Linked DNA regions of Homo sapiens: region 2 is linked to region 1. A link is a loop called in an ENCODE intact Hi-C map of the cell type or tissue named here. Cell type or tissue: natural killer cell. All regions are shown on one strand. Links, peaks and the distances in the headings refer to the core of each region. The heading gives the core; the rest is flanking DNA.

Region 1 (2,926 bases), core at 100-2,599:
ATATATATATAATTGATTGCATTAGATAAAAGGGCATATATATATATATTTATATATATATATATTTATATATTTATATATATATATATTTATATATATATATTTATATATATTTATATATATATATATTTATATATATTTATATATATATTTATATATATTTATATATATATTTATATATATTTATATATATATTTATATATATTTATATATATATATATTTATATATACATACTCAGAAGAAGCCCCCTACCTTTGTTTTTTGAGACAGGGTGTCGCTCTGTTGCCCAGGCTGGAGTGCAGTGGTGTGATCTCGTTTCACTGCAACCTCAGCCTCCCTAGTAGCTGGGATTACAGGCATGTGCCTCCATGCCTGGCAAATTTTTGTATTTTTAGTAAAGACAAGGTTTCACAATGTTGTCCAGGCTGGTCTCGAACTCCTGACCTCAAGTGATCAGCCCGCCTCATCCTCCCAAAGTGCTGGGATTACAGGCATGAGCCACCACACCTGGCCCAGAAGAAGCCCTTTTATCTAATGCAATCAATCAGTTTAAAAAGTCACATAAAGTGGGAAAACATAAAAAGAGATTGCCCATACAGCTCAAATATTCCTTTTTATTTATCACATGTATCATAAGAATAGGGCTTTTCTTTGAGCAGGAGTCTGTAGAATGAATTGTATTAGGTTGGTGCAAATGTAATTGTAGTTTTTGCCATTACTTTTAATAGTGGTTTTTGCAATTAAAAGTAATGGCAAAAACTGCAATTACGTTTGCACCAACCTAAATATACAACCTCTTCCTTATGTAAACAACCAATGTGCACTGTCCAGGTCTCAAAGAGAACTAAATTTAAACACACCTGTGAAAAAAAGATATGTATATTTGTGTATGTCTTTTATTTTAATTCTTATAAAAGAGTTCTTTAAAAAATATTTACATTTATGTTTTCTTTTAACAACTTGATTAATATCTCAGTCTACTAGTGTGACTATCAGTCTGTTAGTGTGAATTTGCCGGATTTATGATGAAAATTTTGGAAGGAGATCAGCACTTGAGGAAATAACACTGGCTTGTCAAAGTTTATAACTTCAGCTTTAAGTGGTACATGTACACTTGCAGTTTCCAATCTCACCCATCAGATGGTGCCAATACTTCACTAGTAGTTTTGCCACAATGCTTTGATATCCTCCGATGTGGCATTTGAAAAGCATTGAAAGATTGATTACTTATGCTCTTGATAAAGTTAAGGATTTTATTATTAATTCAGCTTTAGATGTAGTTAAAAATGAGTACAAGTGTATGACACCCTTCAGATAAACGTATGCTAAAGAATTAAGCAGCCTGAAATGAATGGAGAGCTATTTATTTTTTATAGTTGTATCTTACTGTATATTTAATTTATGCAATTCCCCAAAACCAGTGCTTCTTCTTCTTCCTTTTTTTTTTTTAAATTATACTTTAAGTTCTGGGATACATGTGCAGAATGAGCAGGTTTGTTACATAGGTATACACGTGCCATGGTGGTGTGCTGCACCCATCAACCCCTCATCTACATTAGGTATTTCTCCTAATGCTATCCTTCCACTAGCCCCCCACCCCCTGACAGGCCCCAGTTTGTGATGTTCCCCTCCCTGTGTCCGCATGTTCTCATTGTTCAACTCTCACTTATGAGTGAGAACGTGCAGTGTTTGGTTTTCTGTTCCTGTGTTAGTTTGCTGAGATTGATGGTTTCCAGCTTTATCCAGGTCTCTGCAAAGGACATGAACCCATCCTTTTTTATGGCTGCATAGTATTCCATGGTGTATATGTGCCACATTTTCTTTATTCAGTCTGTCATTGATGGGCATTTGGATTGGTTCCAAGTCTTTGCTATTGTGAATAGTGCTGCAATAAACATACGTGTTCATGTGTCTTTATAGTAGAATGATTTATAATCCTTTGGGTATATACCAGAGATTGCTGGGTCAAATGGTATTTCTGGTTCTAGATCCTTGAGGAATCGCCACACTGTCTTCTACAATGGCTGAACTAATTTACACTCCCACCAACAGTGTAAAAGCGCTCCTATTGCCCCACATCCTCTCCAGCACCTGTTGTTTCCCGACTTTTTAATGATCACCATTCTAACTGGCATGAGATGGTATCTCATTGTGGTTTTGATTTGCATTTCTCTAATGACCAATGATGATGAGCTTTTCTTTCATATGTTTTTTGGCCGCATAAATGTCTTCTTTTGAGAAGTGTCTGTTCATATCCTTTGCCCACTTTTGGATGGGGTTGTTTGTTTTTTTCTTGTAAATTTGTTTAAGTTTGTTTAAGTTCCTTGTAGATTCTGGATATTAGCCCTTTGTCACATGGATAGATTGCAAACATTTTCTCCCTATTCACTCTGATGATAGTTTCTTTTGCTGTGCAGAAACTCTTTAGTTTAATTAGATCCCATTTGTCAATTTTGGCTTTTGTTGCCATTGCTTTTGGTGTTTTAGTCATGAAGTCTTTGCCCAAAACCAGTTCCTACAAGTTAGATCTTTCCAAATTTCCATGTGCTTGCCATCTGCTGCATTGCAGACCAGCCATGTAGTATGAAAACTTGCTCTGAAGCTGCACTCCTAACTGCACTAATTGTTAAATCACAATTACTTTTGCACCAACTGAATAGCTCCTAGAGTGCTTCCTGGAGTCGGCAGTTTGCACCTACCCTGGGAGGGAGAAGGCAAATCACTCAGTGCTCCTCAGTGTCTTTTCCAGGCTCCTGATGGAGTTCAGCAGGCTTCTACGGTATGGCCATTCCTTGTTTCCTTTAACTTGACTCCATTCATTTGTTCAATGGTGTTTCCTGAACAAGAGAGGTTATAACTTTTCCTCCTTAAGCTTTGTGCCTTGAGACTCAAGTGCTGTCTAGAAGTAGCGGAATGCTTTGCCCA
Region 2 (2,926 bases), core at 183-2,682, 1.0 Mb after region 1:
TGTCAACTCACTCGGAGCTATGCACACAGAAATTTCAGAACGTTTTAAATGTTATAAAATTGCAAGTTAATAGCAGAAAGGGGTATTTGAGGAAATTAGTCTTTCAAATAATTTATCAGAGTGCTTACAATTCCCATTTCAAGGCAGGTGAAGTAATAATGGATGGTTGGGACTTGAATCATATTCAATGCATGAAGTAGAAAGGCCATCTGCATCCAAATTGTTTGAGTAAATGGAAGAACCAGAACTGTCTGGGCAGATATTGCTGCTGCTGCTGCTGTCACCGTTTTAACTCGATGCCGAGTGGCAGCCCTGGGAGAAGGCAAAGAGAGCTAATGCTCATTGCCTTAAACAAAACCTTCCACGCGAATCCACATGCTACCCTTGTACCTCCCAGGCTATTTGAACCAGAAGTCAAAAAACAATCAGTGAAGAGTTTGGTTTCCTTCGAGAGAGAAGCCCAGCATTAAAATGCTGGTCTCTTCCTTGAATATGACTCCCTTGGTGTTCTAAAATAATAAAATGGCAATATCCTTTTAAACCAAAAAGCAATCTCCTCAAAATAATTATAGTGCATCAAGGATAACTTGCAAATATGCTCCAGGAAATCAAGGCAAAGAGCAAATCAAGGGAAAAATAGATATTTCCTCAGTTAAGGCTGATGCAAATGGCAGCACTTTTATAGCATTTGGTCCTGGCAACATGGCTCAGCTGGGAGAAAGAACACCTAAAACCTGAATCCCATTAATTTTACAATACTATTTCCGTAGGGTTTCCACTGAGACTTAGCAGGGTTTTTAGTATCCTTTTGTGGGAACATCAATACAATTATTTGTGGAGTACTTTGCAAAATGATCTGGGTCAATAATATACAGCCAGAATAAAGCGAAAAAGCCTAGTTTGGAGCTCTATTACCACTAACAAACCCAGCTCCACTGAGCAATTGTTTTTATGTGGTGATTTAAATTATGCAATAATTTAACCGACATGCTCTGTGAGAGAATCATTTATCCTCTGTTCTCTAACATGGCTGTCTTGGAAAGACTTACACCTTTAGAGAGAACATTAAACTAAGACAGCAAATAAGAGAGGAAGAAAAAATGATCACAAATACAAAATTTAGGGGAAAATGCCACCTTGACTCCCTCCTGCCCTCTGCTGGGTATTGTATGCATCCTCAGTCCACCTCAGTTCTTTCTACAGGACAGTGTTGAGGTGATCTGGGTGTGACAAATATTTCTATTCTGGTGAATCTTATAGGTAAATATAATGAAAGTGAGTCAAGGGTTTGCTTTGTAAGTTTTCTGTTTTTTAAAATTGGGATAAAATAGACCTAAAAGTCCTCATTTTAGCCATTTTGAACTATACAGTTCAGTGACATTAAGTATACTCACCTTATTGGGAAACCATCACCACCAACCATCTTCAGAATGTTTTTTCATCTTGCAAAAGTGAAACTCTATCCATTGAACACAAACTGCCCCTTCCCACCCTTCCCCTAGCCAGTTTGCTTTCTGTCTCTACGAATCTGAATGCTCCAGGTACCTCACGTAAGAGGAATCATACAGTATTTGTCATTTTGTGATCAAATGTTTATTTTTAAAACTCATAATGAAATACTATAAGAATATATAGGTAACAATGAGAGGAGATGAACGAAGGAGTATGTAAGAGTTTTGGGACAAACATATGAAGGAGGAGAGAGGGAGTTAGCAGGAACAAAGTGACAAAATGAGAGAGCAGCAGTGTAGCAAATCCTGGCAATGTGCTTCCCTGTTAAAATGCTGTGACTTGGCTGGGTTCGGTGGCTCACGCCTATAATCCCAGCACTTTGGGAGGCCGAGGTGGGTGGATCACTTGAGGCCAGGAGTTCGAGGACAGCCTGGCCAACATGGTGAAACCCCATCTCTACTAAAAATACAAAAAATTAGCCAAACGTGGTGGTGCATGCCTGTAATCCCAGCTACTTGGGACACTGAAGCAGGAGAATTGCTTGAACCCAGGAGGTGGAGATTGCAGTAAGCCCCCAAGATCCAGCCACTGCACTCCAGCCTGGGAGGCAGAGCATGACTCTGTAAAACAAAAACAAAAAGAAAAACAAAAAAACAAACCTGCTGTGACTCAAAATAAGCACCAAAGAAGTAAATTGCACAAGGATCTACAACTAGCATATGCTGGAGCCTGGTTTGACTCTATCCTTTTGGGCTCCAGAGGTTCACTGGATCCATGTCCTTATCTCATGAACCAGTTTCTTCCAGTGCAGTTTCTCATTTTGTAAAACGTTAAGAAATTTTCCAGGGGTTAAGAGTACGGCCCTTGCTCACTGTTCATCTCATGCATGCAGTGATCACCTATCAGTTAACTTTAGTATGCCTGACCCCCGAGACCTTGAGCCCCAAGTATCTGCCATTATCCCACCCTTTGCCTGAAACCTTATAACATAAAGGTAGCTGTTTACTACTTGCGACCCTGGGATTAGGACAATAATTGTCCCTCAGGTCTACTCCATTTAGGTAAGCTTCTTGAAAGGTGCTTGGGGGGCTTCTAAACTGTGTGATTTGTAGAATCAGCAAAAGGATTAGTTGAAACAAACCGAAACCACACTGTATTCCTTCTACTAAGCACAGGTATAGCCAACAACCAAGCAACAAAAAGAAAGCCAATTAATGTTGGTGTATTGCCAGGACAGTTGAGCAGCTACCTCCTCGCCAGCCTAGTGGAGTAGTGGGAAATGCTCATGGAACCTCCCGCTGCCACCTGGTTCATCTCTAGGTCCCACTCACAACAGGACCCTCCAGGGGGGTCTCCTGGCATCTGGACTGATGTACTTTGGTTGCCCTCCCTGAGGGGGTTATGAGTTGACACTTAAAGTCACAGAGTCCTTACTATCTGCTGCATTTCTAACGCTCTAGCTGCCGATGTTCCT

The links. Peaks named below come from ENCODE experiments on the same cell type or tissue, not always from the same donor. Only the 100,000 strongest peaks of a DNase experiment are listed, where the experiment ranks them.
Region 2: it touches region 1 in a loop (2.9-fold over the local background); 3 of 110 quality-filtered maps call a loop at or near these places.

Annotation. Positions count from the first base shown.
Region 1 is chr7:36,486,793-36,489,718 of GRCh38, forward strand. No RefSeq gene overlaps it. Among named protein-coding and RNA genes, the nearest start is that of ANLN, 98 kb to the left of the region's middle. In natural killer cell, for the core only: a CTCF peak has its summit at 1,175; a DNase peak (open chromatin) is centred at 1,149.
Region 2 is chr7:37,509,084-37,512,009 of GRCh38, forward strand. No RefSeq gene overlaps it. Among named protein-coding and RNA genes, the nearest start is that of ELMO1, 62 kb to the left of the region's middle. In natural killer cell, for the core only: CTCF peaks have their summits at 1,165 (motif pointing left) and 1,365; a DNase peak (open chromatin) is centred at 1,158; H3K27me3 peaks cover 234 bases.